Linked DNA regions of Homo sapiens: regions 2 and 3 are each linked to region 1. Evidence: chromatin loops called from intact Hi-C (ENCODE). Cell type or tissue: ascending aorta. All regions are shown on one strand. Links, peaks and the distances in the headings refer to the core of each region. The heading gives the core; the rest is flanking DNA.

Evidence for each region. A loop is a pair of places that touch in the nucleus more often than their neighbours do. Peaks named below come from ENCODE experiments on the same cell type or tissue, not always from the same donor. Only the 100,000 strongest peaks of a DNase experiment are listed, where the experiment ranks them.
Region 2: a loop joins it to region 1, with 8 times the contacts of the local background. A loop is called at or near these places in 7 of 110 quality-filtered maps.
Region 3: it touches region 1 in a loop (5-fold over the local background); 5 of 110 quality-filtered maps call a loop at or near these places.

The regions. Positions count from the first base shown.
Region 1 is chr21:41,954,729-41,962,786 of GRCh38, forward strand. No RefSeq gene overlaps it. Among named protein-coding and RNA genes, the nearest start is that of C2CD2, 4.7 kb to the left of the region's middle. RefSeq lists enhancers at 1,392-1,471, 4,148-5,115. In ascending aorta, for the core only: a CTCF peak has its summit at 3,587 (motif pointing left); DNase peaks (open chromatin) are centred at 3,583 and 4,653; H3K27ac peaks cover 3,114 bases.
Region 2 is chr21:42,092,412-42,098,939 of GRCh38, forward strand. UMODL1 (uromodulin like 1) reads left to right here. Exons shown (of 23, transcript NM_001004416.3): 7 at 6,515-6,528. Among named protein-coding and RNA genes, the nearest start is that of UMODL1-AS1, 13 kb to the right of the region's middle. RefSeq lists an enhancer at 966-1,471. In ascending aorta, for the core only: no CTCF peak of the experiment used is centred there; DNase peaks (open chromatin) are centred at 1,850 and 5,650; H3K4me3 peaks cover 348 bases; H3K27ac peaks cover 5,000 bases.
Region 3 is chr21:41,608,238-41,614,765 of GRCh38, forward strand. No RefSeq gene overlaps it. Among named protein-coding and RNA genes, the nearest start is that of PCSEAT, 31 kb to the left of the region's middle. RefSeq lists enhancers at 2,232-2,526, 4,368-5,031. In ascending aorta, for the core only: CTCF peaks have their summits at 2,314 (motif pointing right) and 4,588 (motif pointing right); DNase peaks (open chromatin) are centred at 2,324, 4,234, 4,894 and 6,024; H3K27ac peaks cover 3,572 bases.

The DNA of each region.
Region 1 (8,058 bases), core at 1,690-6,689:
GTGATGTGTAAGCGTGGTGCATGTGGTGTGGTGCGTGTGTGGTGTGTCGGTGTGGTGCATGGGTGTGTGTACGTGTGATGTGTAAGTGCACAGCATGTGGTGTATGTGTGTGGTGTGTGGTGCACAGGATGGTGCGAGTGTGTATGGTGGTGCATGGGTGTGTATGTGTGATGTATAAGTGCAGTGTGTGTGGTGTGTGTGTGTGGTGTGTGTGTGTGATGTGTAAGCGTGGTGCATGTGGTGTGGTGCGTGTGTGGTGTCGGTGTGGTGCATGGGTGTGTGTACGTGTGATGTGTAAGTGCACAGCATGTGGTGTGTGTGTGTGGTGCATGTGGTGTGTGTGGTGTGTATGTGTGATGTGGTGTGGTGTATGTATGTGGTGTGTCAGTGTGGTGCGTGTGTGTGTGGTGCACAGGGTGATGTGAGCGTGTGTGTGTGGCACATGGGTGTGGTGTGGTGCTGTGTGTATATGTATTGTGTAAGTGCGTTGCATGTGGTGTGGTTTGTGTGTGTGGTGAACACGGTGGTGTGTGTATGTGTGGTACATGGATGTGGAGTGTGTGTATGTGTAATGTGTGAGTGCGGTGCATGTGGCGTGGTGTGTGGGTGGTGTGTCAGTGTGGTGCATGTGGTATGGTGTGTGTGTGTGTGGTGTGGTGTGTGGGACATGCCCCTGTGCCCTCCTCTTGCAGAGTGGACGCGGTCCTTAGGGAGTGCCATAGAAACATACTAGCCTGAGATTCTCCGGGGCCTAAAACAGGCCTAAACCATAAAAAAGTGATTCCCCTGTTATTTTCTGCAGCTGTATTAAGGGGACTTGACCTTGAAAGGAATTAGATAGACTGAGCATTTGGCCTTCTCTTCCCTAGCCAGGAGTCTGCTGCGGGGCCAGTGGATGGTCCATCAGAGGGGATTCTGGCCCTGAATCCGTGGGCCCGGATTTTCTTCAGGAAAGAGGAAGGAATGGCACAGCAGCTGGACGGAGAGCCTTTGTGGGGAACAGGATAGGACGCTGTCAGGGAGGTGAAATTAGACGGGGATTGCCCAGGTGAGCTGGGGATGGACCCTTGCGAGCCAGGTCTGTTATCAGAAAGTGGAAATAAGAATGAGACTATCCATCCTGGCTAACATGGTGAAACCCCGTCTCTATTAAAAACACACACACACACAAAACTCAGCCGGGCGTGATGGCGGTCGCCTATAGTCCCAGCTACTCGGGAGGCTGAGGCAGGAAAATGGAGTGAACCCGGGAGGCGGAGCTTGCAGTGAGCCGAGATCGCGCCACTGCACTCCAGCCTGGGCGACAGAGCGAGACTCCGTCTCAAAAAAAAAAAAAAAAATTAAGAATGAGACCATCAGCATCCTGCAAGTGACCCATGTGTTACACACGAGCGCTCCAGTCTGCCGCAGCCTCTTAAGGGTGGGGGGAACTGCTCTTCTTTTCTTCTATTCTGTGTTATTTTAGGCAGAAACAAAAGAAATCCCTTCTTATTTGGCAGAAAAGTCTAATTATGTTCTGACCTGTAGCTAGACCTATGCAGTCAGATAATTCGAGTCCTGCTGGTCCCCTTGCCAGAATAACCGGGGTGAGGAATCCGAGGGCCCAGTGTTCCCCGTGCCATGTGTGCACACAGGCCGCCTGCGGCTGTGTGGGCAGTGACGAGAGCCTGTCCTGTGTGACCGGTGGAACCCGTCTCATTCCTTCAGGTCTCAGGTGTGCTGGCCCATCCCACTTACTTATTTAGAGGCTTGTAACAAACTGTAAACTAACCAGCACCCCTAGTTTGGGATTTGTCACACTTCCATGTGACAAATTTTCTTTTCTTTCTTTCTTTAATTTCTTTCTGTATTTTGAGGCAGAGTCTCACTTTGTCACCTAGACTGGAGTGCAGTGGCACAATCTCGGCTCACTGCAACCTCCGCCTTCCAGGTTCAAGCAATTCTCCTGCCTCAGCCTCCCGAGTAACTGGGACTACAGGCGCCTGCCACCACGCCAGCTAATTTTTGTATTTTTAGTGGAGACGGGGTTTCACCATGTTGGCTAGGCTGGTCTTGAACTCCTGACCTCAGGTGATCTGCCCACCTCAGCCTCCCAAAGTGCTGGGATTACAGGTGTGAGCCACTGTGCCTAGCCCCGTTAAGTGTTTTCAAAGATAATGTCAACATGTAGATATTGGATTACTTACGTGTAGAAGCAAATCGAGGGAAAATAAGGAATGATGCAGGCTTGCAGGACAATGCAGTTGGCCAAAACACGAAATCGGAACAGAAACATCTTATAAATCTATGAAAAAGAGCAGGCTCCCTTTACACAAGCTCCCAGCCCTACACATCCACCAACTCCCAGTCCCCTTCTCCCACTGCAGAAGACACTGGAGGGCTGGGTTCTCCCAGAGCACAGGATTCTGCCTCACCCCCAGTGACATTTCCTGCTCCCGGCACCTCTCTCTCCACCACATCTCCCTTCCACCCAAGGAGTGAGACTGCAGCTCTGCCCGGGGAGGGCTTCTGTCTCCACCAAAACCTTCAAATGGGTCTCTGTCACTCTGCAGTGGTTGTTTGCTATTTTTAGCTGCTCATAAAGGGAAAGCACTGTGGCTGTGGCCCCTCCTGCATGCTCACCTTGAGCTCCCAGCTCCCAGCTGTTTAGGTCAAGCTAAGCCCGCTTCCCATCCATCTGCTGGGTCCACCAGAAACCTTGAACCAGGGCTGCCTTCGCTAGCATGGCAGGCCTCCAGGCGGGAAGGAGGAAGCCAAGTGTCTAAATTCTTCATAATGCTTTACAGTAGCTGGGTTTGAGGCCACAGTCAAGAGCCACTGTTCTATTTTTCACTTTAAAACATTTCTAAATGCTGGTGGTGGAGATGAGAATTGTCTGTTGGATGATCTCTGCTGAGTCACCCAGTCTTGGGTGCAGTGCCTCATCCCTGCCTCAAAGCTGTAAGTCTTTGAACGTCTTCCTCTCCCAAGCCCAGGAGGTTCTGGGATGCTGTGACATTTTTAGAAATTAATAGATATGTCTAGTGTCATGTATGTCATGTATCGCACGTCTATAAACAGTTATACTTTGTTATACTTTTGGGTTTTAAAAAATTCTTTTAGAAAAATGTGGGACTTTTGTTAAGTTTTCAATGTCATTCTTAAATTTCTAGAAGCAGGGAAAAGAAGAGCGTCCAAAATGTTTATAGTTTGTCTCTGAGTGAAAAGTTTCCCCTTCACCCTGAAGCAGTTCACATTATTAGTATTGCTTGAATTATCAAGTTGTGCCCCAATATTGTGAGACCAGCACCTTGGGGGCCCCGGGGAGCTGTGATGGTCACTTCACAGGCCCTACCAGGGACCTCTAGCAAGTGGAAATACACAGCTTCCCCCCAGCAGCACTTGGGGGCAGACGTTTCGAGAATTCCCTCTTAGCAAAATGCTTTTAGCACTTGGCTCAGTGCCCTCGGCAGCTGCTGTGGGAAGCGAGATTTCTGGAGACCAGAGAGGCTGTGGAGACATTTGACCCAATCTCCTTGGCTCCATCTCACTGGCTTAGTCATTTCCACCACCTGGAGGCTGGAATGTGCTTCGAGTCTATTTCCTGTACTGCTCACAGGGTCAATACCGGAGCCGGCGGACCCAACCAAAGGTCACCCGTGGCCAGAGCCTGGCCCGGCGCCAGACAGGGCTTTCCCCCCGAAGAGGGGCCGTGAGTTCTTCTAGTAATCATTTGCATGACTTATGGAGATGCTGTTCATGATGCCTTCCCCAGGAGGAAAGCAGCAATGCTGAGTAACTGCACTAACTCCCCAGGTGAGCCTCAGATGCCGCGTGAACAGTCTCTGAGAGTGAAGACCAGACTGCACGTCTGCCGTCCCTCCCAGGACCGACTGATGGAAATGGTAGTGCCATCGGCTGAGCCCCTGCCACCCTCTTGCTCCCTCCCGGGTCCCCACAGATGCACCAGGCACCCTAAGTCACCTTACGGGCGTTCAGAAAGTCATGGCTGTGTGTACCGAGCATTTCCCACCATCAGATACCACCTGGGTACTCAACTTCATGGACTCGCTTCATTTTCACAGCAACACGCAAACGAGAGCATCGCCCCATTTTAAAAATAAGGAAACTGAGTTCAGAGAAGCTCAGTAACTATCCAAGGCCACCCAGCAAGAAAGTGGCTGAGGCAGGGTTTGACCCCAGGGGCCGTGTTCTCTCCATCTCCTTTCATAAAGGTCAAGGCAAACAAATTCTCCAAAAAGAGAAAAATGTTAAAAGCTGGAAATAGAGGCCCCATTGCTAACATTCATGTGCAAAGATCTGCCTGAAGAATTGTCTTTTGTGTTCTGAAGTCCAGGAGACATGGCCTCTCAAACCCAGAGGGGAAGTTCACTCCCGGAGCTTCTGTGAAGTCCCAAGTCCTTTCTGGGAAAGACGAGAGATGAATCCAGCCCTAGCATTTGCCGTGATCAGTGTCTCTGCACAGGCGCCCACCTAGGAGAGCCTCCCAGGGTGTCCACCACCCACCCTAACAGTGAACAGCAGATACGCTGCTCCTTCAAATCCCACCCTGGTGGCGGCTCCTCAGGGACCCTGAGTCACGCCATGATGCTGGGAGGCGGCCGGGCAGCGTCAGAGGCAGGGCCTGCCAGCCTGCTGCAGGCCAGCCAGGCCTGCCAAGAGTCTGCCCCGGGCAACCCCGATGATGCATCCTGCGAGTCTGTGCCCATGCCGGGCAGACGAAGGAATGTGGCCCAGATGGCTGCCCTGCCTCTGCCAGGTGGCTTGGTTAAGCCTCCCTTGGGAATGCCCAGGAGCAAGGTGACTTGACATTTTTGCCTGTACCCAAGGCTGGGACCAATTTTATGAATGAAAATATTTAACTTCGATTCTTTTTTTGTAGAGGCGGGGTCTCACTGTGTTGCCCAGGCTGGTCTTGAACTCCTGGGCTCAAGTGATCCTCCATCCCCCATTTTTTTTTTTTTCTTGAGACGGAGTCTCACTCTGTCGCCAGGCCAGAATGCAGTGGTGCAATCTCGGCTCACTGCAATCTCCACCTCCCAAGTTCAAGCGATTCCCCTGCCTCAGCCTCCTGAGTAGCTGCAACTACAGGCACCCCCCACCACGCCCAGCTAATTTTTTGTATTTTAGTAGAGATGGGGTTTCACCATGTTGGCCAGGATGGTCTCGATCTCCTGACCTTGTGGTCTGCTCACCTCGGCCTCCCAAGGTGCTGGCATTACAGGTGTGAGCCACCGTGCCCGGCCTCCGCCCCCAATTTTTAAATATATTTCCAAGGAGGCCGTTGCATAAATTGTCTATTTTCTCCAACTCCAAAGAATGCTGGTCCCACACCTATGCACTGATAACCAAAATCACACTGTTGCAGGAATTGACCTAGAGGAATTGACCTCATGATGTGTTCCTGGGCCGGGCCCCTGTAATCCCAGCACTTTGGAAGGAGGCCGAGGCAGGAGGATAGCTTGAGCTCAGGCATTCAAGACCAGCCTGGGTAACAAAGTGAGACTCCTTCTCTATTAAAAAAATAAAAATAAAAATTAGCCAGGCGTGGTGGCTTATGCCTGCGGTCCCAGCTACATAGGAGGCTGAGGCAGGAGGATCATTTGAGCCCAAGAGGTTGAGGCTGCAGTAAACCATGTTTGCACCACTGCACTCCAGCCTGGGCAACAGAGCAAAGACCTTGTCTTGAAAAAAATAAAAAAAGATGTGTTCATCATGTAGAAGTTGAGTTTGTAAGGATGTGTCAGGTGGCAGCAGGAGTCTGGAGAGAGGGTGCACGGAGGAAGAGAGAGATGACTTCGCTGGAATGAGATGACCCCTCCCCATGCTGAGACTCTCAATGAATGCCATGCACAGCCTCCAGCTAGGGGTGGCCACAGCGGGGCCTTGCTCGCCTTGCTCGCTGGGGACAGCCCCTAGGCTGCAGGACTAGAGTTGCTCCTAGCTTCTCAGAACCTGCGGGATCTGCTTCTGCAGCTCCAGTGATATGGCCGTTCCCAGCACTGACTCTGGAATAACACTTGATCTATAGGCGGCTCCACTAGAAAAGAGCCAAGCCCCGCAAGTCAGAGGGGTCTCCCCTTACCCAACACAGGACACAGGAAAGCTGCCCTTATTCCCTGCAGGACAAGGCACATTTCTTGTAATTAGTGCTTTGCCTGTCTTCTGGGCTACAGTTTTCCTTTCTACTATTGTTTTTATTGAGCACAGTGAGTAGAACCAACTAAATATCTGGAGGGATATTTAGTCTCTTTAAGAGTTAAAGGAAATCCCATTAAAGGGCTTTTAAAAACAATCCAGGAGCATGCATTTATCTACACATAACTAAGTACTAATTACAAATAATTATTATATATTCCAGTGGTTACCCCAAATAGTGCAATAAAGACGAAGGGAATAATTTTCCTGCTCCAGGAAATACTCATGCTTCTGTTTGCCTAGTACTTTGTAAGAAATCCTATAACAAGTAAGAGGCAGGAATTATCACCCCCATCGTGGGAATGAGGGGTGGAAGCTTAGAGACGCTGAGCAACTTGCCAGGGGCAACAACAACGTGGTTGGGGTTAGGGTTAAGAGGCGGAGCTAGACCTGGACTCCAGGTGTTTGCTGCGTGATCTCCCATGTTGCACCAAGCAGCGAGTCTATACGACACCCCCATGGAATTAGAGAAGAGCAGCTCATTGACACAGATTTATTGCAATGCGTCATTTCCCCCGATTTCGATGGATCATCATCTCCTCTAGCTACTCAGAGCAGGGAGCTGGGACTGAACTATAGTACGTGAAGTCATTGTGTATATTCTCTTAGTGTGTCATTTCCCCGCGGAGTCACCTTCCAGAAGCTCTGCCAGCTCCAGCTCATGGGGCCCGAGGGAGGGATGGACCCTGCAGAGTGGGCGGTCACCACTATCGGGGCATCCATGCTGCCTGCCAGTCCAGCCCCTTCCCCAGCTTGTTCTCCTGTCCAGTCGGCTAAAGGGGCAACGAAGAGGAAGCCAGAGACTCTCAGGAAGGAAGCAGCCCCAGCTCCTCCTCCGGGCTCTCCTTTTGTTAGTATTATGGCAAAAACCACAATTACATTTGCACCGACCTAGTAGAAGCCCCAGGTGACAGGGAGAGGGGCACTGGTGGGTCCCAGTGGGAGAGAAAACAGCCTCACAAGCCCTTCTCTTTCAGTCTGTGAAGCGCATCACGGCCTCCCTCGCAGGTGGGTGAGGCGTGGCTGTCCTCATGATCCTCACAACTGTTGTTTGAACCAGGTACCTCTGTGTCCAGCAAAGGGGTGGGGACTGTCCCCATCTCAGGGCGCTGCATAGACTCACAAAAGCAGCCTTCAAAAGGCATGGCTGGGCTTGATTTTAAAAGGAGTCTCAAGTCTCTCCCCGAAAAAAAAAAAAAAAACAGGAAAAGGGTGGCCAGGTTAAGCCCGCTGGGTCCCTGGTGTTCTGAAGCAGGGCAGGCTTGGTGGCCTTCTGTCACTGAGAAGCAGGGGGTCTGTAGAAAGGAAAATCACAGAAAAAGAAAACTGTAGGCCAGAACACAGGCTGTTGCTGAGCCGCTGGACGCTAGCCCCACACATTGAACAGTGCCCTTCAAAAGGGAACTGGAGAAAGAATGTTCCAGGATTAAAAGGTGAAGTCAGGGAAGCTGCACAACCTCATAAATCCATGCAAACATTCCTAAAAAAAGAAGGTGTCTTAGTTCAGGCCACTAGAACAAAATAACATCCCGGGTGGCTTGTAAACAACATTTATTTTTCACCAGGCTGGAAGTCTGAGATCAGGGTGCCAGAAGGGTCAGGTTCTGGTGACGGGTTGCTGACTGCCGCCTTCTGGTTGTTTCTTCACATGGTGCGAAGAGAGGGAGGGAGCTCTCTGGGGTCTCTTTTGCAAGGGCACTAATCCTATTCACGGGGGCTCAACCCTATGACCTCAGTGTCACTTCCCAGAGGCTCCATCTCCTAATACCATCACACTGGAGGTAAGGACTTCAACATGTGGATTTTGGGGGAACATGAAGGGTCAACATGTGAATTTTGGGGGAACAGGAAGGGTCCTTC
Region 2 (6,528 bases), core at 1,529-6,528, 140 kb after region 1:
ATTTAAATCCTGCTACATGTGTAATTTTATAAGCTGCTTTCTTCAGTTCCTATAATGTGTATAAAGTTTCCAAGAAGAAGCCTGGTTTTCACCATGATAATTATTGGTGGTTGAAAACTAGTGGCTTTCTAAAGCAATCATATAATATTCTTTCCCCTCACGGGAGCACTTCTGTTGCTTTCAAGAGTCTGGAACTGTAACCTTGTGACAGGGGTTACAGGGAATCTCTTTATATCCAATTTGAATTCGTTAATCATTTAATTTGCATGTTCTTTTTCCTTAAAAGGGACTCAACATTGAGGACCATCCCTTTGTTCACAATAACACCACAGCTGGCAGTTGCCCGCACTTCACGCGCTCTGGGCTCTGCTCTGAGCACTCTGTGGGTATTGCTTCGTTTAAATTCTTAGACTAACCCCAAGAGGCAACTACTCTCCTTAAGCTCATTTTTTTTTTCAGAAGAGGAAATTGAGGGGGACGAAGGTGATTTTCTTGCATAAGATCCCAAGGCTGGTCCTCTGAAGACGCACATGAACCAGCTGTGTCCCAAGGCTGTCTTCCCTAGGAGCCCTCTGGCGGGGACCTGCCTGAGAGTGTGATGGGCTCTCCCCCGCCCTCGGGGGCTGCCTTTTGTCCCAGTGCACTCAGGAAAACCGCCATGCCCTTTCCAACCTTCATGAGTGCTTAGGACCAAGAGTTGGGTAGAGCTCCAGAAGAGTTGAATTATTTTATTTGGCGTTCTAGAACCCAACTAGGAAAAGGAGTCTAAGGTTCTGGTTTATTTATTTATTTAATTAATTTTATTGTTTGTTTTTTATAGAGACAGGGTCTTACTCTGTCACCCAGGCTGGAGTGCAGTGGCGTGATCGCCGGTCACTGCAGCCTCCAGCTCCCAGGCTCCAATCTCAGCCTCTGGAGTAGCTGGGACCACAGGCATGCACCACCACAGCCATGCGCCACCACAGCTGGCTCATTTTTAAATTTTTTTGTAGAGACGAGGTCTCACTGAGTAGCCCAGGCTGTTCTCAAGCTCCCAGCCTCAAGAGATCCTTCCTCCTTGGCCTCACAAAGCGCTGGGATTGCAGGCAGGAGACCCCGTGTTCAGCCTAAGGTTCTGATTGGCTCTTCTCGTTGTCCTGTGGGCGAGGGGTTGGGGGAGTGGACCAGTTCCCAGAGCCAGCTGTGGATGTGGCGGGCTCCAGGGTCAGATCTTCCCCCCATCACCAGGAACGTTCCCCTCCTATCAGAATGAGGCTGTGTGGGGAGAGCGGACTTGCCCTCCACCCACTGGCAGATGAATCCCTGGTGCCCCGCAAAGAGCAGGCACTCCACAAACGTTTCCTGGATCAATCACGGAAAGAGAGGTTTTCACAGTGGTCATCCCCGGGGTCTCCAGGTATTAAAAATTTCCAGCCCAGCTCTGCCAGCAAAACACTGAGAACACTCCTGTACCCCGCAGCACGTGGCCTTGAGATCCACTTAGAACTTCGCGCCACGTCCACATCCCACGGCACCCCACTAAGCTCTGCAGAGAACTGTCTATAGATTCCTGCTCTGTGGCTTCCAGGGTGAGAATCCTGTCCCTTTCGTGAGCACAGAAGGTTGGAAAACAGGTATTTTCCAAATAGTTATTTTTACCCTGGTCAGTCATCCGGAAAAATATTAGATTCTATTTACGGTTAGGTTTGTTGGCAGTCACACTCTGCCGTGTTGCTTGGCACAGTGAACTGCCAGATTGCGTCAGGATACAGGGCCGCTCGAGCGACCGCCAAACACAAAGAGGGGAGGCTGCGCGGCCCCAGCTTCACTTCTAATAGGGCAGGACACACTAATCCAGTGTTTCCAGATCAGCAGTTTAGAGTGAATTCCAATTGCATATTGCTAAGGGAAACAGCATCCCCGGCACCTTCCCTGCTGAACCAGAGATGAGTCACGGCTGCCCGGGAAGAAACAAGGGCCAGACTGTCAGACGTGGAGAACCCAGGGTGCTTTACCCAGATAGAGGCAAAGTTCTGAACTTGTGTTCCTAGCTGTGGTTGGGGAGGGCTGTGGAGCAAGGGCTCTGGGGCCTGAAGTTTAGATTATCCGCATTGCCGTGGCCTTGGGTCATACAAACCCAGAGTCAAGAGCATCATTTTCTAGGGCCACATTTAAGGGGGACACTGAAAAGGGTCCCCATTTAAGGGTAACCAAAGGAGGGTGTCCTGGCTAATGAAAAACCAAAAACCAAGTTATAGGGGCCTACCCTGGAAGAGAGGAGTCGGGGGTAGAAGGAAGATTTCCAGTTTTAAAATACCCCAAGGTCTGTCCAACAAAAGAGAGATTGGCCTTAGCACGTTAGAAGTTGGTTGGTTGGTTTTACAACACAAAGAAAACTCTCCAAGCTGTGCTGTCCAGCCACGGGAACAGCTGCCGTGAAATTTCGTAGATATGTAAGTTTCCCGGGTTTCCCTAACAAAGGCCCATGAACTGGGTGGCTTCAAACAAGAGAAATGTATCCTCTCACAGTTCTGAGGACCAGAAATTTGAAATAGTTACCACTGGGCCTAAATCAGGTTGCCAGCAGGGCTGTGCTCCCAGGAGGCTCTGGGAGAATCCATTCCTTGCCTCTCTGCCCTCTGGTGGCTGCCGGCATTCCTTGGCTTGTGGCTGCATCACTCCTTTGTTTTCTTCTGCTGTTTTTTTTTTTTTTTTTTTTTTTGAGACAGGGTCTTGCTCTGTCACTCAGGCTGAAGTACAGTGGCACAGTCTCGGCTCACTGCAGCCTCCACCTCCTGGGTTCAATTAATCCTCCTAGCTCAGCCCCCCAAGTAGCTGGGACTATAGGCACACATCACTACGTCTGGCTAATGTTTGTGTTTTTTGTAAAGATAGGGTCTTGCTATATTGCCCAGGCTGGTTTCAAACTCCTGGGCTCAAGCCATCCGCCCACTTTGGCCTCCCAAAGTTCTGGGATTACAGATGTGAGCCACCACGCCCAGCCCTACTCCATCTTCAAGGTCAACATCTTTGTTTTTTCTCTATTCCAGCTTCATACCGCCTTCTCCTTTGTGTGTGTGTGTGTGTCTGTGTATAAATCCCCCCGATTCTCTTTTATAAGGACACTTGTGATTGCATTTAGGGTGTACCTGGGAAATCCAGGATTATCTTTCCATCTGAAGATACTTCACTGAATCACATCTGCAAAGATTCCTTTTCCAAATAAGGTCACAGTCGTAGGTTGCAGGGATTAGGACTTGATATCTTTGAAGCTCATTATTCAGCCTGCTACTGGTGATAGGAAAGCTTAGTAGTAAGGCAAGTGAACTTTGCTATTTCCTATTGTTCAGCTTTGCCATTTACTACCTACTTGACCTTTCTAGGCCTCAGTTTTGTCCTCTGTAAAATGGGGATCCTAGAAGAACTTATTACCTGGGATTGCTGTAAGGACTAAATAGGATAACATGGCTGGTGCACACAGTACCCAGGAAACATTACCTGTAACCATGTCGCTGATAGCTTGGCTGGTTTGTGACATGGATGTCATGGGAGGGAGTACTGCAGGGGGCTCACACCAGGGAGTTAATTTATAGCTCCCTGCAAGTTCCTACCGCTGCTATAATGCATGCTGCGTTAGCTTGGACACTGTGGACCTTAACTCATCATTGTTCCCTCAGTGTTTATGGTGATGCTGGGTGCATAGTAGAAGCTCAATTAAAAAAAATTGAGCCATAAGAAATTGGTGCCCTTATTGGTCAAACATGGTCAAATATGGACAATTCCAAATGCTTCAAGGTAACACACTGGAGAAAGGGCCACACAGATATTGGATGGGAACATTGTCCTCAGGGATAATGCATTTCTTTGGATTAGATGAGATTCTTTTACCCCAAATGCTTGCAATCTCTCTTAGTTGCAAAAGTCACTGACGGCAGCTTCTGCAGATGCCTCGGAGGGCTTCACAGCATTTGAAATGCCAGGTTTGCAGGTCCCCCATCCAGTGATCCAAAAACCCCCTGGCATCTTAATTTAAAGAGTAAATATACTTATTAAAAGAGGTAAAGCATGCATTGCCAGCCCCGTACCCTGTGAGACTTCTTTCCAAACACCATTCCTCTGCGTTCTTTTCAAATAAGTACGGGTGCCCTTTTAATTTTAACTCTGCTCCGTTCAGAAGCACTCCTTATAGAATGCGTTTTTAAATGGCCTGTAATCTGGGTGGGCCATCTGTTGTCCCACCCATGTGCTCTCTCGCTCTGCGTCAAGTTTGATATCTGAATGGCAACAAGGAGGCAAGGTTGGAGCCCTGGGTGTGGGCTGGGGGGCTGCTGTTATAGCTGCTGCGCCTGCTCGTGGCCGCCCCACTTTCCTGTTTGCAGGGCGTTTTGCTGTCACACCATCCTCCACCAACGTGGATTAAAAAAATGCTTGGGGCTGTGTCCTGACTGTACAAAAATAGAACAGTCAGTGCTTTTAGCAGACTTTTTGGAAAAGAAATTGTAGCCCGCCCTTCCTTTTTCAGTGAGACATATGTTCCCAAGGAACAGACTTTAAGAAGCCGGGTGGTTGTTAGAAGGCCAGGCAGTGAGTGGGGGGTCTTTTTGATTCCAGGGTTCTGGTGACCCTGGAGACGGGGGTGCCACCCACAATCTCAGGTCCCAAGCTTTGGGCCACCCTCAGTTGAAGCATTTCTGCTTTTCTTGCCACTAAAGAAAATATCATAAAGAATGAATCCATGTCTGTTTCCCTGACCAGTATGCCGAAAATCACTGGACAATCCTGTAAAAAGTATAGATGTGTCTTTTAAAAAACTACATTCTACCCCACATCCTAGAAGTGTTATTAGGACACATCAGAATTTGGATGGATGTCACTGATCCTGTCTGAGTGAAGCCTGTCCAGATTCCAGTAACAGATGCTCATCTGCTGGGAGGTGGAGTGGCAGGTTCTCAGTGAGGGAGCTCACCTACACAGGGACCAAGATTCAAAGGAGGCAGCTCAGTCTCAGGTTGGAAGGAGGAGACAGCAGGGCTATGTCGCGTGGTGGTGACTGGGCACTAAATTGGATTCTGAGCCTCTCAGCAGCCAAGGCGCAAAGGGAAATGAGTTGGACAGTGTTGGGTTTTTTTTGTTTTTGTTTTTGTTATTGAGAGAAAGCAGGCACATATGTCTAAAAGCAGAATTCTTTTCATGATACTAGAAAGCATATATCCTACCAGTCCTTACAGAAAAGGCTTTGGGAAGCCACACATTATAAAATTATTATTTTCTTTACCATGGTTTTGCAAAATATATTTTTAAAAGTTCTTTGTTGCTTATTTTTATAGAGCTTAAATTCTGATGTGAAAATTTTGGTGCGTAGACTGGGGGCCGTCTACTTTTTATATAATTCTTACTGCCCAGACACTTGCTGTACAGCCAGAATGTTTTTAACCAAAAAAGAGCTTCGATGCTATTTGAGCACTAGAATATATATAGGTTGGTACATCAGAGCTTTGCTCTCTGAGGCATGGATTTCAATAGGAAAGCATAAAAAGGGCAATAAAGGAAGCTCAGCCTGATTTCTGAGTCCGGCTTCCTGATGAGGCCATTGTTTATGGAGTGATGAGTCAGCCCAGTGCAGAAGTTCTCGTGCAAATGATCAAGTGCTTGTCATGAATCAGAGCAGCCCAGGGCCTCAGGAGAGGCTGGCAAGGCAGTATTTGTAGATGTGGCACAGAAACCTTACACTGTCGTGGCCATTGCTACAAATGTTTTCTGTACGATGACTGTATACGGGTCCCCAGAGAGACTGTTCTGACTTTCTAGTAACCACCGATTCCGGATCCCAGAGAGCCCCACGACTCAATGCTGTTCACTGTGTAGACAGAGGCACACTTGGATGACTCCCACCCTCTAACTTGGCTCAGTGATAGAGAGGCTGGGATTTCAACTTCAGACCTCTTGCTTCTCCATTTCATCTCAAATATCCCCATCACCTAATGCAATCCTGAGCTACCTTCCAAAATTACTCAGAAGCCTAGAGAGAGAGAAGATTGATACCTCTGTTTTGAATGAATGGGTTGCATTTATTATTGGAAAAAAAAACAGTGAGTGGGTCAGGTGCGGTGGCGCACACCTGTAATCCCAGCACTTTGGGAGGCTGAGGTGGGTGGATCACGAGGTCAGGAGTTCAAGACCATCCTGGCCAACATGGTGAAACCCCGTCTCTACTAAAAATGCAAAAAATTAGCCGGGCGTGGTGGCGAGTGCCTGTAATCCCAGCTACTCGGGAGGCTGAGGCAGAGAATTGCTTGAACCCGGGAGGCAGAGGTTGCAGTGAGCCGAGATCGCACCACTGCACTCCAGCCTGGGTGACAGAGTGAGACTCTGTCTCAAAACAAAAAACAAAAAATAGCCAGTGCTGTTCTGGATGGGTCAACTTGATCAATAAATCAGTGAGAACCAAGTTGAGATGAGGCTCTGTTACCTGCTTCAGAAGAGAAAGCCGCCCTCACTGACCCTTTGCTCATCTTCTCTGTCTGTGCTTTCGTAGATTGTCCTCCAGTC
Region 3 (6,528 bases), core at 1,529-6,528, 350 kb before region 1:
AAAGACAAAGAGCCATGAGCGTATCTAGGGAGAACCGAGCGTGTCCGTCCGTGCTCGCACTGCTATAAAGAAATACCTGAGACTGGATAGTTTATAAAGAAAAGAGGTTTCATGGGCTCACGGTTCCACAGGCTGTACGGGAAGCATGGCAGCCTCTGCTCAGCTTCTGCGGAGGCCTCAGGAAACTGACAATCATGGCAGAAGGCAAAGGGGACCCTGTACGTCACATGACAGGGAAGGAGAAAGAGAGAGCAGGGGCAGGTGCCACACCCTTTTAAACAACCAGATCTCAGGAGAACTCTGTCACGAGAGCAGCACTTGGGGATGTTGCTAACCCTTTCATGGGAAACCACCCTCTCGATCCAATCACCTCCCACCAGGCCCCACCTCCAACACTGGGATTACAATTCAACATGAGATTTGGGCAGGACACAGATCCAAACCATATCACTGAGCTAGTCCAACATGCTCAATGACTGATGTTGAAACCAGCCAGGCAGAAGCAACTCACTCTAAGTCCCACCGTGGGTTCTAGAACTCTGGTCTCTCGATGCTGGTCCACACTGTAATATACTGGGAAAAAAAGGAACACTGGGATGAATATCTGGAAGATCTGAGTTAAAGTCATTTATTCCTTTTTTCAGCACAAAGGTGAGCTTCATGCAATGGTATAGGATTTAAATATGGGGAGAAGGATATGATGGTAAATTTCATGGCCGTTTCTATCCAGAACTATTTTTCTGGGCACCTGTTATTCCTTGGTGGAGTGGTTGTCTTTCTAGGTCAGGAAGAGAGAACGTGGCCCAGCCAGGCCCAGAGCATGGCTGTGCTGCCAGATCCTGGGCCACGAGCCTCTTGTGGCACCTTGTATGTGAGACGTGGCTGGTCTGATGGAAATGTGCCTTCGGTGTGAGGTGCACACTGGCTTCTAAAGGCTTAGTGCAGAACAAAGGCCGTCAAATGTCTCATTAATAGTTTCTATATTGTTACATGTTGAGATCATGATATTTTGGATATATACGGTTAAATAAAATACATCATTCAAGTTAATTTTACTCGTTTCTTTTTACTTTTTTTTTTAGATGGAGTCTCACTCTGTCTCTCAGGCTGGAGTGCAGTGGTGCAATCTCAGCTCACTGCAACAACCTCTACCTCCCAGGTTCAAATGATTTTCCCACCTCTGCCTCCCAAGTAGCTGGTATTACAGGCGCGCACCACCACGCCCAGCTAATTTTTGTATTTTTAGGCAAGACTGGATTTCACCATGTTGGCCAGGCTGATCTCGAACTCCTGACCTCAAATGATCCACCGGCCTCGGCCTCCCAAAGTGCTGGGATTATAGGTGTGAGACACCGCACCTGGCCTCTTTTTACTTTTTTTAAAGGTGGCTCCTAGGAAGTGCAGCACTGCCGCCGTAGCTGCTGTCTGTGGCCCCAACATGTTTTTGTCAGGCAGTGCTGTTGCCTGGGTTCAGGTTTCCTAACAGGCTTGACAAGGTAGGAAGGAGGGGACTCACCTTGGCACCCTTCAAGGACCCCACACAGAAGAAAGATTTCACCTTGCCCGGCCTGGAAGACTTAAGGTGCACGTTCCCAAAGAGGCTTCTTCATGGTGTTCACATTTGGGTACCAGGCCTAGAATGGGGCCACTCTAAGAGAGGCAGTTAATTAATGTGTCTCCAGTTAAGATGGCCTGGAAGGGAGGGGGCAGGCAAGAAACAAAATTCCCATTCCTCTTCTCTCTCCACTCAGATACAGCATGTGAAACAGGTGTGGTCCATATCAGATGCAGTACACTGGGCAGGGTCTAACAGGATAAGAGTTTCACGCAGGACACGACAGCATTCATGGCCCACAAAAGCTTTGGGTTGACGACCGTTGGGGAACAAATCTCGTTAATCTTCCAGTCTCCTGCAACTGGTAGAAGCAGATCTGTGTGCTGCACTTGGTGGGCGGAAGGCTGTCGAGCCATTGAAGGAGAAGGACTGTCTTCAGGCTGTTGAGGCCCCTGTCTGGCCTCGTGCAGCATGGAGGGTGTAGTAACGGGTCCCCAAATGCCTGCCGATAGGAGGCAGTTTGTCAGGTGTTTCATATGCTAGAACAAGCTCTGCTTATTGCCTGTGCAATCGCACTTACTGCCCTAAAGACCTGGGAATAAGTTGAAGAGCCTCTTGCGATTGCAATCTAACCTTCTTTTATGGAGTAAGACATTTTCTTGAGCTGTTAAAGATTTAGGTGTACAGCCCTGTCCAGCCAACGCCGGCTGCTAGGAAGCAGGGCAGTGAGAGCAGAAAGGGGAGACATAGCACTTTCAGCCAGCAGGGGACAGTGTGGTACACGTCTACGTGTCCAGTCCCCTAGGTCCTCGGTCCCCTAGCAGATAGAAGGTCCAGACCAACCGCCACAGTTGTGTATTGAGAAAGTCTGGGGGGTGCTTGGGGAGTTTGATTGTTACTTTCTTAGAGGCGATTGTCAATGGTAGAAGGAACACAAGGACTTCAGGTGATTTAAATCCTCTGCTTTCTAAAAAGGATTGATTCCCTGTTTCATGGTCCAAATTACAGGAATGCGCTGAGAACTCCTCATGGGAGGATGTTAACAGTCTTGTGCAATATAAAGGGTCATTAGAAAGTAAAAAAGGAGGCCGGGCGCGGTGGCTCACGCCTTTAATCCCAGCACTTTGGGAGGCCGAGGCGGCTGGATCAGGAGGTCAGGAGTTCGAGACCAGTCTGGCCAACAAAGTAAACCTGGTCTCTATTAAACATACAAAAAAATTGGCTGAGTGTGCTGGTGTGCGCCTGTAATCCCAGCTACTTGGGAGGCTGAGGCTGAAGAATCACTTGAACCCGGGAGGGGGAGGTTGCGGTGAGCCGAGATCGCGCCATTGCACTGCAGCCTGGGCAACAAGAGCGAAACTCCGTCTCAAAAAGAAAAAAAGAAAGAAAAAGAAAAGAAAGTAAAAAAGGAGAGATAACAGGATGGGGGCAGTAAGCCAGGAGCAAAGAGAAAAAATGAGAATGGGGTTCATGAGTTAAGGAGGGAATTAAGGTGCATGCAATAAATTATAAATTATACAAAAGTAAGTTGTTGTAGGTGAGCCACCTCAAGAAGAAAGGTCTTAAGTGTAATTCCAGGTCGTGAGAGCTGGACAGTCCCTGTTAGCTTTGCCAGGATGGATGTCTGCTGGGACATCTCAGAAACTTCTCCGAGGCCTGTCTGTTTACTTTTGTTTATATTTGTCTAATTATCTTTGTTTAGTGAGTATTACAAAAGCATGACTTACAAGACAATGTCTTCCCTCCTCTCCCAGGGAATCCGCCCTTGCAGCGTTTGTGGGTAGCCAAGGCTCAGCTGACCACTGCAGACAGCCTCCACCTCCCATACAGAACATACTCCTGAGCAAACAGGTGCAACCACTGAAGCCCACACCACATCCAGAGAGTTGTTTAAAAAGAGAAGACTCAGAATTCTCACTCACCTTTTAGATGCCATTCTCTCAGATACAGCAGCTTCATCCCTTTCTTTCCTTCTGGGCTTCCCCTTCTGAACAGCCTCCTGTGCTGGTGTTGAAGCCCAAGGAGCGACCTCTCGAGGGTGCTCAATGGGTGTCCTTCTGCCTCAGGATTCCACTTGTGCCTTAAGTGTATACGACGGTGTGTTTTATTGCACTGTGTTTTATATCACCTTAATTTTTCAATCACATCTGGAGGCACTCTGCGTCCTGTGCAAAGGGGGTTGGGAGTCTCAGTGTAAGGCGGAAGGTGCAATGGCCACAGGCAAGATGGAGGCCCTGGGCATGGCACCTTCTCTCCAGCTTTGGCAACAAGTGCCAGTTCCTCAAGACTGTGAGGTGCAGCCCAGCAGCTGGGGCTCCATCACATCAGTTACACATGGCAGCTGGGGCTCCACCACATACATGTTATGCATGGCAGTGGGGGCTCTGCCACCACATATTATGCGTGGACTGGTCTGGTTCTCTGCATTGTGAAGATGCACCGACATGCACTCATGACCGCTCACATCAACCGGAAGGTAAGTGTCTCTCTGTGATTCCTGTTTGCTAGAAACCAGCATATCCTGAGTGCAGGACAAACACCTGGGCTCAGAACTGAAGCTTCCAGAGGAGGGAGCTCTCTCCCCCGTCTTGACTGGTGTAGCCACACCTGCCACATCTGCCTAAGAAGGAGGTCATGCAGTCTGCTGTGGACATCCAGAAACACAGATCCTGAAGACAAGGCAACGCCCCTTCTCAGGGAATAAAGGGGGCAGGCGGTAGAACTCCCGACGCCCACCTCTCATCCCATTTAGACATGTGCTCAGTATCCTTAGGTATTCCTGAGGGTGACATGAACTGTTCTCTGCCTTTGTCTGGGGCATTGCAACAATAAAAGAGGCATTTTCTTTTCTTTTCTTAGCAAAACTGGCCCCTGCCAAATGCCTTGAGTTCAGTTGTTCAAATCCCTGCCTTCCTGAAGTGCTGAAGGGGCTGAGTGTGAGCAAAGCAAGGATTGGAGGTCGAGCTCTCTAGGGCTGCGGACATTTGGGAGAATATTTGGGTGGGAAGAATGAACAGCGTCACTCAGAACTAACGGCAGGGGGCAGTGTGGCTCCACAGTCCATCACAGGGCACCCCCCCGCCCCACCGACCCCGACAGTGCCCACAGCCCCTGCCATCCAACCAGGGCTGGGCCTCAGCCTGGGGGACAGCTTCTGTGTAGTTTGGTTCAGAATGTGTCCTCATAAGAAAGGCGGCACCTCCCAGATTCCTTCCCTGCCCTCTGCCGGGAAGTCTTACTGCCAAAACACCCAGGAATGTGTGTCTGCCTCCAGCAACTTTAGCTGCAGGGGCTGGACCTGGCTTTGATGCTGCGGCAGCTGATGGGATCCTGGAGCACAGTGTGGGAAGCTGGCTCCTTAGGCCTGGGAACAAGCCCAGGCAACCGGGCTGGGACTCGCTCTGCCTGGCTGCCTCTCCTACAGCGTGCGTGAACGGGAGGCCAGGATGGCCACAGGCCCCAGGAAACGCAGATCTCATGGGAAGAGGTTGCAGTTTCAGCTTCTGGCTGTGGATGCTCCGGGCAATTTCATGCATTTCCATGAGTTCAGAGAATGGAAGCTCCCCTGGCCCCTCCCTACCACTCTTTGTAAATCAGCTCGCTCCTTCTGTTCATTCATCCGCTCATTCATCCATTCCGCACACGTGCCTTATTGAATCCCTGCTATGACCAGGCACAGGGTTAGATACTCCATGGAGACCAGACCAGTCTTAGCCTCTGCACTGATGAACTCAACCCAGAAGACACACGAAAAGATAAGCCACGGTGTGACGGGCGGACGACAGAGCCTGCGCCGAGACACGGGCACTTCAGCTTGATATGTGGAGAGTGTCGGCTGCAAACCTCCCTGGTCTCTGCCGCCAGACGCATGCCAAGATGGCCTGATTACACTGGGGAAATTTCGAATGGGCCATTGAAATGCGTGGTGTGATTGTTGCCATGGATTTTACGGTCTGGTGGCCTGTTCCGTGCTGGTCAGGCTGACGTCTGTGCTTGGCACAGCATGGTGAGAGACAGGCAGGTGTGGTTGATGCCTCTGGGAGGGAGCACATAATCCAGGAAAGGGGGCAGTAAACCAGGCGATGGGAACTGCAACGGAGCAGAGGCCACGGGAGAAGCCCCAGCGGGGAGCACACCTGAGAGGGACAGTGGGAGGAGCGAGGCCTGAAACCGGAGGAGGAGCAGCAGAGCCCCCACAGAGGACAGCGGAAAGGAGACCTGAGTGGGGAAGAGCTCGGCTCCTTCCAGTCCCCCAGGGACCCAGGTTGGGGCAGAGGGGCCATCGGGCCTGTAACCTTGCAGTGCCATCATGGCCCTGGGTAGAGTTTGGGTCTTATTCTAGGAAGCGTGGGGGCTTGGAATGTCCTGGATGCCACCTGTTTCCTGTGTGGCAGGCAGAGTGAAGACCCCACCATTCCACCAAGATGCCTCCACCCTAGCCCTATTCGCCGTGAGTGCATCATATCACATGCAGAGGGGAGTTGGGGTTGCAGGTGGAACTGGATTGGTGAACACCACCCTTAACCTAAGGAGGAGATCCTGGGGGATCCCGCAGGCCCAGAGTCCTCACAGTGTTCTTAAAAGGGAACTAGCAGCCAGAAGTGTGGCAGTGAGGACCTGATCCAACGTCATTGGCTTTGAAGAGGGAGGAAGGGCCCATGGGCCTAGAAATGAGGACAGCCCCTGGAAGCTGAGAAAGGCGAGGAACAGATTCTGCCCTGGATCCTCCAGGAGGAGCCGGCCCTAGGTCTTAGCCCAGTGAGACCCGTCACAGACTCCCGACCTCCAGCAATGCATTAAATATGCTGTTCATGCTGCTGAGTTTGTGGTCGTTTGCAGGAAGCTGATACACCCTGGCACAAACTCCTTCTCCTCATCTACACTTTAGCACAGAGCCGTTAAATAAATGCATGTGCCTATGAACAGGTGCATTCCAACAGCCCTCAGGCCCTGCGTGTGTGGGTGACGGTGGA